2 separate regions of the Mus musculus genome follow, and region 2 is linked to region 1. Evidence: chromatin contacts called from ENCODE POLR2A ChIA-PET data. All regions are on one chromosome and are shown on one strand. The core of a region is the stretch at or near the end of the contact, and the rest is flanking DNA. Distances in the headings are between cores, read along the strand shown.

Region 1 (5,654 bases), core at 3,135-5,634:
CATTCGACCAGATATTGTGAACTTCGTTCACACCAACTTGAGGAAAAACAACAGACAGCCCTATGCCGTCAGTGAATTGGCAGGTATGGATTTGCATTCGTCATCATGGTTATATACTTTCCAGGGCTCCTTTGCAGTAAATGATGAGATTCCATTGGTCCGTGTTTCTGAACTACATGATTTTCCTTGGCTATTCTGATACTGCCTTTATCATGCATTAGTTTTAAGTCATGGGTTTGTTATGAGTTAGTTCCTAAACCTTTTGTTCTTCCCAATTTTAGGTCATCAGACCAGTGCTGAGTCTTGGGGTACTGGCAGAGCTGTGGCTCGAATTCCAAGAGTTCGAGGTGGTGGGACCCACCGATCTGGCCAGGGTGCCTTTGGAAATGTATCCTTGATTAGTGCTCTTGGCAACTGACCAACTGGACTTAGGCTAATTAATATTTGAATCATGTTTAAACATACTAGAGTCTCTCTAGACAAAAATCTGGAGATGTTTGGCTGGGAACTTGCAGTGATGTCGTAATTTGCGTCTTACTCTGTTCACAGCGACAGTTGCCTGCTGTCAGTATGCTGGTTCAGAAGGTTGACGAACATTGTTACTGAGCAAGTAGTAATCTTGTTAATTTTCTAAATTTGAAAAAGATGTTAATTCTTGACAAAGAAAACAGATGTGTCGTGGGGGACGCATGTTTGCACCAACCAAAACCTGGCGTCGTTGGCACCGCAGAGTGAATACAACCCAAAAACGATATGCCATCTGTTCTGCCCTGGCTGCCTCGGCCTTACCAGCTTTGGTGATGTCTAAAGGTCTGATGCTTTGATATGTGACATTTAGTTTTAACTTGTACCTAAGTAAATTGCTTTCATGAATTCTGTTTCTCTCTGCCTGCTAAAGTCACTTATGCTTACATCAACATAGTAGGCTCTTATCACATTCTTATAATGTTCTTGACTGTCAAAATGATGAAATTCCACTTAATGGTCCGTGTTTCTGAAACGCATGATATTAGTGGAAATTCTGATTTGGCGCAAATTGCATGATGGTTTATTTTGAGGTGTGGTGCAAAGTGAGACATCTGCCACTGAAAGCAGAGACAGTATCTTTTGAGTTCTGGAACAGTGTTTCTGGGGGGAAAGATGAGACTTTGCTGTTAAGTATTAAATTGGTTTTGTTAGGTCATCGTATTGAGGAGGTTCCTGAGCTGCCGCTGGTGGTTGAAGATAAGGTTGAAGGTTACAAGAAGACCAAGGAGGCTGTTCAGCTGCTCAAGAAACTCAAAGCTTGGAATGACATCAAAAAGGTAAGCTCACCATATACACTGATCTTCCATACTGGCAGATTTGGATTCAAAGGATAAGTTGAGGTTTAATGGGTGGGTGGCTTCAGTTTTTATTGGATATAGAAACTTCCTTTCAAAGAGCCAAAGTAGCAAAGATAGGGGTGGTTGCGTTAACCCAAGTTCCCTATAGGTAACCTATCCAGTGTAGATGGCGTTTTGTAGTATTTAAAGGAAGATGGACATGTAAATACTTTTTTGGTGTTTCGAGACAGGGTTTCTCTGTGTAGCCTTGGCTGTCCTGGAACTCACTCTGTAGACCAGGCTGGCCTCAAACTCAAGAAATCTGCCTGCCTCTGCCTCCTGAGTTCTGGGATTAAAGGTGTGTGCCACCACTGCCTGGCTGTAAATACATTGGAGAGAAGTCTTGCTGTCTTTTGGGGGGGGTACAGAAAGGGCTTTTGGGCTTGCAATGATGTTGTAATTTGCGTCTTACTCTGTTTTCAGTGACAGTTGCCTGCTGTCAGTAAGCTGAATCAGAAGGTTGACGAAAATTATTGCTGAGCAGCTCAAAACTTTAACTGAGATTTGAGACTTGAAATGGTAACAGAAAGTTGTGAATTTCATGGATAAAAGTGTCAGGTGTGGCTGCTGAAAGTTGCTTTGCCTGCTGAGACAGTTTTTCGTTTTGCTAAGATTGAGGATGTGGGAAGTCTTGATCAGAATACTAAAGCTACTTACTTTATAGGTCTATGCCTCTCAGAGAATGAGAGCTGGCAAGGGCAAAATGAGAAACCGACGGCGGATCCAGCGCAGGGGGCCCTGCATCATCTATAATGAAGATAATGGTATCATCAAGGCCTTCCGCAACATCCCTGGTAAATCCTTGCACGTGGTTTAACTGCCTATTCTGTGCAGGCTCACTTAGCTTGGTTATGATGAAATTCCACTTCATGGTCCGTGTTTCTGAAATAACATGATATTGTGGAAGTTCTGAGTCCTACGTGAGTGAGCTACGCCAGCCATGATGGCTTGAGCTTCTAAGTGCCCTAGGTAGCTTGAGGAGCCATAGAAGTTGTATTTCTCCTGTTGGGCATGCAGGCTTCCTGATTCTGCTTCCTCTTAAAGGTATTACTCTGCTTAATGTAAGCAAGCTGAACATTTTGAAACTGGCTCCTGGTGGGCATGTGGGCCGTTTCTGCATCTGGACGGAGAGTGCTTTCCGGAAGTTGGATGAGCTGTATGGCACTTGGCGGAAGGCTGCTTCCCTCAAGAGTAACTATAAGTGAGTTTTCCCTTATTTATTACACGTCAATGACTAATGTGTGCACTAACATCCTCCATAAGTTCTGCATTCACATTTTGTTTGCGTTTTCCATTGTTTGGATGTGCCTCACCTGTGATTATTAAATGAAGATGTAAAGGTTTATTCTGTATCTGGAGAGTTGAAACATTTAAATTAAAATTTGTACTGCTTTGTGTTCAGTTAGAGAATGAGACTTTGGACTTCTCTCTTCCTTCCCCCCAGCCTGCCCATGCACAAGATGATGAACACCGACCTTAGCAGAATCTTGAAAAGCCCAGAAATCCAAAGAGCCCTCCGAGCACCACGGTAGAGTTTTAAAACTTAAGGTCTAACACTTGATACGACCCCTTGACTATTAAAGGGATACATGTTGATTAATGAATGCTACCTCTTGATAGCAAGAAGATTCATCGCAGAGTCTTGAAGAAGAATCCACTGAAGAACCTGAGAATCATGTTGAAGCTGAACCCTTACGCCAAGACTATGCGCAGGAATACCATTCTTCGCCAGGCCAGAAATGTAAGTCAGTTTGGCGTGTCAATTTTTTTTTTTTATTAGATTGCCCCCTTCCAAGACAGGAACTTACTATGAAGACGCTGGCGCCCCCCCCCCCCCCAACCACACACACTTGTTTCTACCTCCCCAGGTACTGGGGTTAAAGATGTGAACCACGATGCGCTCATTGAAGATAAGATTCTTAATTTTCTATTTGTTTTTGTTGCAGCACAAACTTCGTGTGAAAAAGCTGGAAGCAGCAGCTACTGCACTGGCAACCAAATCCGAGAAGGTTGTTCCAGAGAAGGGGACTGCAGACAAGAAGCCAGCGGTAGGCAAGAAAGGAAAGAAGGTGGATGCCAAGAAGCAGAAGCCTGCAGGGAAAAAGGTGGTTGCCAAGAAACCAGCAGAGAAGAAGCCTACTACAGAAGAAAAGAAGCCAGCTGCATAAACTATTAAAAATTGTTAAATTCCAGAGAGCAAGTAGAGACCGCATATTTCAATAAATCAAACATGTGGTGACAAACCCTTGTGTGACTCTTAAATTGTGGATGTTTCCAAGCCCCTTGAAATTAACCTTTTGAAGAACAAGTGGCAAGATGTGAGACTTCATGGTCAAACTTAGGTCATCAGAATTATAGAACAAAATTTTTTAAATAAAATTTCATTCTCTAGGCTGCTTTGTTCCACATGGTAGTCTACTTTATAAACTGAACTTGGGATAAATAGCTAGGGGCCAAGTCCTATGAATAGTGTGTAGTTATGGTAGCCACTAGAGGGCCTATGATGGTAAAAGGGAATGGCGGGACCACCACAGCTATGGCCACTGTGTCTGTAGAGGTGCAGTGTTCTTTGTATGAATCAGTCTGATCATCCTAGAATTATCATCGTTTCCTCTTGCCTTGATGTTAAAACTGCTAGCAGATAATGATGAGCGTGGGTAAAAACACTCCCTGAGACAAGGCAGTTCCTAAAGGTTAGTAGCATTCCTGTCCTTACTAGGCTTAGGTATTTTGGGTATTTTGGTTCCTGCCTGCATAAGTAGCCTTTGCAGAGATTAAAGTCACTTGGAAAGTAGGTGACAGGGTGCTGAGATGAATGCTATCCTAAAGCCTGTGGGGCCAATTTACTGTGAGGGATTACCAAGGGACTGAAGAATCTCCATGCTCTTTGGGATTCCACTTTGTTTTCAGATCGTGGGAGCTAAGCCCCTACTGGCCCTTCAGAAAACAGCTACGAGAAAGTAAGCCCTCAGCCCGGCGCTGGTCTCCGCAGTCGGCGGTGACGTCATCACCGCGCGCCTAGTAGAAGGCAGCGCCCTAAGGAAGTGGAAGGGGATGTTGAGTCGACTGCAGGAGCTCCGCAAGGAGGAGGAAACCCTGCTGCGTCTAAAGGCGGCTCTACACGACCAACTGAACCGCCTCAAGGTGAGCGTACAGCTTTCCAGCTCTAGCCCCTCGGGACGTCGACGGAGCGCGGCGGTACAGCTCCAGGCCGCTAGGTGTTGAGCAGGTTTAGCTCCTGAGCCCGCATCTACCCCGACCCAGCACGCCGGCTCACGGGTTACTGCTGTTTATATGCACTAGAGGGGGCTTTAGTGTTGTCATGCTAGTACTGAATCTCAGACCCGCTTGAGGCGCGAATGAAGTCTGGGAAAGAAACTTGTCCGCTTGAGTTCCCAGTAACTCTTCTGGGAACAGAGAATGACTCGGATGCAGATTTAGGTGCGCTTTGATCACGTCCTAGACATAGGGGTAATTTGGTCCCTGTGAAATGATCATGGTAATCCCTGGTCAGCACTCATGGGCAAGATCTTTAAATGTAAGTGACATGAGGATTAGAGGAGCCCTTTATAAACTGAACTTGTATACTTGTGGTAAAAAAACGATATGCAGTTTTTCTCAGGGCATTTATAAACTGCCCACCCTTATTGCAACAGAACCTCTTACAAGTACATGATCGTGTGTTGAAGATGACCTCCCAAACGCAGTTACCCTGGTGCACCAGGAAACACGTGCATTTTTTAACATTCTGCCTTTACTTTCTCATTAATGAGTAGACAAGCTCAATCATAGGACATCCATCTGTGTCTGTGGAACCAGCTGTCTCCTGGGGTGAGGGAGGGGAGAAGTGGTCTCGCCTGTGTAACCCAAGCATGCTTTGAACCTAGTGTGTAGCTCAGGTTAGTTTTAAACTTATGATCCCCTTGCCTCCCACATTTCTAACCTTAGTGTAGTGGCACTTGCCTTTAATCCCAGCACTTTGGAGGCAGAAGCAAGTAGATATCTGTAAATTCAAGGCCAGCTTGGTCTACTGAGTTGTAGGACTGCCAGTGTTACAAAGAACCTCTTCATAGGGAAAGAAAGGGGTGAGGAGGTAAAGCTGCCCTCCCCTTCTAGAGCAGTTCAGGGATGCCAACCTATATGGCATCTAGTGGAATTCACTCACTATAGTAACCCAGCAGAATACTCAGTGAAATAAATATCTTTGACTTTTCTTTCCTAGGTTGAAGAATTAGCCCTTCAATCCATGATAAATTCTCGAGGAAGGACCGAGACACTGTCTTCTCAGCC
Region 2 (5,472 bases), core at 2,455-4,954, 56 kb after region 1:
GAGTCTGTGTGGCTAAAGAGCAGCTGAAGAGTTCCAGCATCGGAGGCTCTCAGGAAACTAAGAACGTTGTCTCAGCTCACCTGAGAGAGAGAGTGAAGTCCCTGGCCTGGGGTCGAGCCCTGCCCATTACCATCAGTCCTGTTAATCACAGAACACTGTTTACACCACAGTCTAGAAATCCTTTTTGCTGGAAAAATGTTTTCACGCTCATCTTACAGATGTGGAAACAGACTCAAGGATGTAAGAGCATACACATAAGGCCACATGGTAAGTAAGAAGCAGAATCACAATTCAGATTTAAGTTGGCTGGAGCCAAACCTTTCTGTTGTGCAGCACCAGCAGAGGCTGTGCCACTCAGAACACAAGATTCAAAACAGAACTGCTGTGTGCATGCCAACTTCTTCTAACCCTTCTTTCTAGACCCAGATTCTTTCTCTGCCAAACGACAGGACCACAAAAGGACATCTCCAGGGTTCCTTCCAAGAATAAAATTAAATCTACCTACTTAGAACTGGAAAGTATGCTGAATGGTACCTCATCTGATCTACACCCTAAGAGACAGAGCGATTACCATCACCACCACGCCACAGAGAAGCAGCCTGGGCAAAAGATGGTCAAATGTCGAGCTAACAGCTATACCAGGGAAGGAGCTCAAAGCACACGCTTCACACATAGCACCTCCATTCCAAAGCATTAAGGCTTAAGCTAAAGACTTTTAGACCCCTCTGAATTCAGATGGGCCACAGAAGAGACAATTCATTCCTACTCCTTTAGGATGCTGGACTTTGCACTGAACAGCCTGCACCCACAGGGGCACCACCGAGGAGAGCACGGCTCTCTCCTGAGGCCATCCTGTAGCTATGGAGCTGGGCCCGCTAACAAAAATTCTCAGCCCATCTCAACTTTCTAGAAATTAGACAGACCAGACCCAGAACAGTGCTCCTCTGGATACTCTGCTCCTACCCACATCATCAGCTGTCAAAGCTCCAAGAGATCCCGGCCGGCTGTTCCCATCATCACTAAAGTCCTTTCTCTTCCTGTCTTTGTACTCCGGGAGGAGACTTTTCTGGATACTTTCCATTATTCCAGTGTCTCCACTTTAATCGCTCCGAACATATTCAGGCATGGAGCTTTAACATTTATTTAAGAAGAAACCCAAAACTTTAATTTCTCAGCTTCTAAAGGGCAATTTTCTAAACCCCAAGTCTGCTAATTACACTGGCGTCCTAAAAATATTATCTCAGTACAATGCCTCCTTTCTACTCCCACATGCCCATCCCCCACAGGCACACACATACACTTCAGACTGCCATTTAGACACTGGAGAGTATAATTTAAATGTCTTTAATAGCTTGACTCAAGGGACATTTATACATGATTCTTCAATTTACTTCAGAGCTAAGATCTAAAAGAAGCCTTTACTGAATTCAAAGACTAAATAGGCAGATGCATAGATAGCAAATACTAGTAACATAATTCAGATAAGATTTAAATGCAATTTTCAGATTTCTTTTTTTTTTTTTGGTAAGTCAGACAGCGTCTCACTATGTAACCTTCACTAGCCTATAGTATGATACTTAGATCAGTCTGGCCTTGAAATTACAGAGACCAACCTGCCTCTGCTTCCCAAGGGCTGAACTTAAAAGCATGCACCACTACATCTAGCCCCATTTTTCAGTTTTCACCTAAATTCCATTTAGGATCAGACATGTTGAGACATGCTATGAGTCCCAACACTTAGGAGAAAGAGACAAGCCAATCAAAGCTTCATAGTAAATTCTGCCTCAATAAAGAAAGAAAGTCTTAGGCTGGAGAGATGGCTCAGTGGTTAAGAGTACCAACTGCTCTTCTGAAGTCCTGAGTTCAATTCCCAGCAACCACATGGTGGCTCACAACCATCTGTAACAAGATCTGATGCCCTCTTCTGGAGAGTCTGAAGACAGCTACAGTGTACTTATGTATAATAAATAAATAAATCTTTAAAAAGGAAGGAAGGGAGAGAGGGAGGGAGGGAGGAAGGGAGGGAGAGAGAGAGAGAGAGAGAGAGAGAGAGAGAAAGTCTATCTTGCAAACCAGTACCTGGTATACAAGATACATATCTAATATCAGTTCAATGAACATTAAGTATCTTAATCTTTAACAAACGAATTAGAACCACACTGTAATCTGGGGCGAGGTGTGATGATACATGCCTATAATCAATCCCAGCACTATGCTGGGATCCACTGTCATTTTGGTCATAATCTAATTCTATCTGGCCTACACAAATGCCATGTATGTGGACAGCAAATAACAGGCAGCTGCGAGCATTTGAGGCACACAAACCTCTGTCATCTGAACTGTTTGGAAGACAGATGGTTAGCAGCTGCAAGTTCAATTACAAAGTGCCTGGAAGGAAGGCAAAGAAGGAAGCAAAGGGATCCAAGGGCCGCTTCATATATTAAGCGTGGAATTCCTTTCCAACAAACATCTTTTATTTCCTTGGGGGAAGCCAACTCGGATATACCCTTTGAACTTGAGAGAAAAGCTTCAGAAGAAAGAATCTAGCAACAGAGAGACGGAGTGAAGCTGGAGGCACAGAAAAAAAAAAATCACTACTTCTAAATTCTACGGTTTGTGTTTTAAGGAAAGACAGAGGGCACGGGAGACTCCACTGTGCAGCCAGGCTAAGAGCCTGGATCAACTGTGTTCTTTGGTTGAATGAGTTGCCTCTTTTCTCATCCTTCATTTTGTCCTTTGCAAAGCAAAAGGGCAAGAATTAACTAAAGGACAAGATGGTTGACTTCTAGACCAGTACTCACAGACATTATACAATGACAGAAATAGTCTACATGTATGCTGCCCAAAACAGTTGCCACAGTGGCCAATAAGGCTTTTAAAGGTAACTAGTATGGCTGAGAAACTGGTATTTAAACTGTACTGAATTTTAGTTAATTTAGATATAAATAGCTATATGTGGGTAATGTCTAGTTTAGAAAAGTACAACACTACAAAATCCTCCTGCATTTTACACAGTGGGGTGGGGAATGATGTTAGCCGAGGCCTGACCTAGGCTCTAACCTAGATCCACAGCTTACCAGTTATACAACCCTATGAAACTACTAAGCTTCCCTGAGCTTCACATCGCCAACTGGTACAATGGACTCTGGTAACCGTTCTTGTAGAATATCCGTGACTACAGAGACCAGAAAGCCCTCAGTGAATGCCAGCTGTTTCTCCAGTTCCTCTTTAGTCTTTGGACTCCATCCTACTAGTCTTCTTGCACACATCCATTTTTATTACCTTGAAGACTAAAGCAAGCCTTAGTCCCCATGGGCAGCCCTGTCTATCAGGAAAGCAACTTGCCCAGGAGTTGTCTCAGGTCCCCAGCAGTGGGCAAGCCTCTGGTGATGGAAGGGTCGGTGCCTCCGGAACCACTGATTTCCGCTCACCCTCCATCCCCTCTGCCTCACATGATCACCAGCAATTTACACTCCTCCTGTGACTGGAGAGCAAGCTGAAACATAACTCACCAAAACACCTGTCACTTGTTTCTGGTACTTTTCCAACTCTTTCCCCTTATCTTTCCCTGCTAAAGATGGTAAGGCTTTTTAATATGAAAATGGCTTAGATTTTTTTTTTTAATTACCACACTCAGAAATAGGGATGCAACAAATTCCATTTATGGTTAACCCAGGAGTTATTTAGTTACCAATATTAAACAAGGCAAGGTCAGAGCTGGAGAGAGGCCGACGGAGCAGTCATGGAGGGTCAACGCTGGCTGCCACTGGAGGCCAACCCTGAGGTCACCAACCAGTTTCTCAAGCAATTAGGCCTGCATCCTAACTGGCAGTTTGTTGATGTGTACGGGATGGAGTCTGAACTTCTTAGCATCATACCAAGACCAGTGTGCGCAGTGTTACTCCTCTTCCCTATCACAGAAAAGTATGAAGTCTTCAGAACAGAAGAGGAAGAAAAGATAAAATCTCAAGGACAAGATGTGACATCATCAGTATATTTTATGAAACAAACCATCAGCAATGCCTGTGGAACGATTGGAACGATTGGACTAATCCATGCCATTGCAAACAACAAAGACAAGGTGCACTTTGAATCAGGGTCAACATTGAAAAAGTTCCTGGAGGAGTCTGTATCAATGAGCCCTGAAGAGAGAGCCAAATACCTGGAGAACTATGACGCTATTCGAGTTACTCATGAAACCAGTGCACATGAAGGTCAGACTGAGGCACCAAGTATAGATGAAAAAGTAGATCTTCATTTTATTGCGTTAGTACATGTAGATGGGCATCTCTATGAATTAGATGGATGGAAACCATTTCCAATTAACCATGGGAAAACTAGCGATGAGACGTTGTTAGAGGATGTCATAAAAGTTTGCAAGAAGTTCATGGAACGTGACCCTGATGAGTTAAGATTTAATGCAATTGCTCTCTCGGCAGCATAGCATCTTGACAGAAACACCAAATACTGTATTATTTGCAACAAAAGTTAAATTTCTGATGCCATAACTAACTCAAAATTTTTAATATTTTCATTAACTTGACTAATTAAACTTTATGTGGAAACAAACAAACAAACAAACAAGGCAAAAGAAACTGTTGTAGAAGGAATGTTCTAGTACAAGAATAGCCCAGCAGTGGTGGTGTATACCTTTAATCCCAGTACTCAGGAGACAGAGGCAGGTGGCTCTCCAAGTTCTAGACTAGCCTGGTCTACAAAGCAAGTTCCAGGACAGCCAGCGCTGCATAGAGAAATCCTATCTCGAAAAACAAAAAATAAACAACAACAACAAACAAACAAAAAAGAATAATAATCTGCCAAAGTCTCTATGTTAATATACTATGATACGAAGCCCGGTCTTTCCTGAAACGTAGGCCTCGCCGTCCTTGGGGAAAGCAGCTTTCCTTGCCTTCAATGACTACATTTTTTAGTTTTACTTTTGTTACATTTATGTGTCTGTGGGTACACATGTGCCACTGAGCAAGAGTCAGGTCTCACCTTCCACCATGTGGCTCCCAGGGGCATCAGCAGGCAGGTGGCTTGAATTGCTAAGGCATCTTGGCAGCCCTCAGTGACCATGGTTTATCAGTAGACACAAATGAGTGATATACAGCACATTTTTGCAATCCTAGTTGTCTTAGTCGGGGTTTCTATTCCTGCACAAACATCATGACCAAGAAACAAGTTGGTGAGGAAAGGGTTTATTCGGCTTACACTTCCATACTGCTGTTCATCACCAAGGAAGCCAGGACTGGAACTCAAGCAGGTCAGGAAGCAGGAGCTGATGCAGAGGCCATGGAGGGATGTTCTTTACTGGCTTGCCTCACCTGGCTTGCTCAGCCTGCTTTCTTATAGAACCAAGACTACCAGCCCTGAGATGGTCCCACCCACAAGGGGCCTTTCCCCCTTGATCACTAATTGAGAAAATGCCTTACAGTTGGATCTCATGGAGGCATTTCCTCAACTGAAGCT

Evidence for each region. ChIA-PET counts read pairs that join two places held with the same protein, here RNA polymerase II (POLR2A).
Region 2: POLR2A ChIA-PET joins it to region 1 with 13 read pairs in embryonic stem cell. The contact joins the promoter of Uchl4 here to the promoter of Snapc5 in region 1. POLR2A ChIA-PET finds 5 or more read pairs at or near these places in 5 of 5 experiments (Patski and embryonic stem cell).

What each region holds. Positions count from the first base shown.
Region 1 is chr9:64,174,913-64,180,566 of GRCm38, forward strand. Snapc5 (small nuclear RNA activating complex, polypeptide 5) reads left to right here and starts at 4,385. Exons shown (of 3, transcript NM_183316.2): 1 at 4,385-4,508; 2 at 5,587-5,654. The coding sequence starts at 4,419. Rpl4 (ribosomal protein L4) reads left to right here. Exons shown (of 10, transcript NM_024212.4): 2 at 1-83; 3 at 282-388; 4 at 672-810; 5 at 1,180-1,304; 6 at 2,029-2,158; 7 at 2,409-2,565; 8 at 2,809-2,892; 9 at 2,985-3,105; 10 at 3,311-3,650. The coding sequence ends at 3,532. It overlaps Gm23344 (a small nucleolar RNA gene), which reads left to right and starts at 136; the gene lies at 136-203. It overlaps Snord16a (small nucleolar RNA, C/D box 16A), which reads left to right and starts at 520; the gene lies at 520-610. It also overlaps Gm22571, Gm23136 and LOC115487261.
Region 2 is chr9:64,231,497-64,236,968 of GRCm38, forward strand. Uchl4 (ubiquitin carboxyl-terminal esterase L4) reads left to right here and starts at 3,705. Exons shown (of 1, transcript NM_033607.1): 1 at 3,705-4,866. The coding sequence starts at 3,743. The coding sequence ends at 4,444. All of the region lies in intron 1 of Map2k1 (mitogen-activated protein kinase kinase 1), which reads right to left.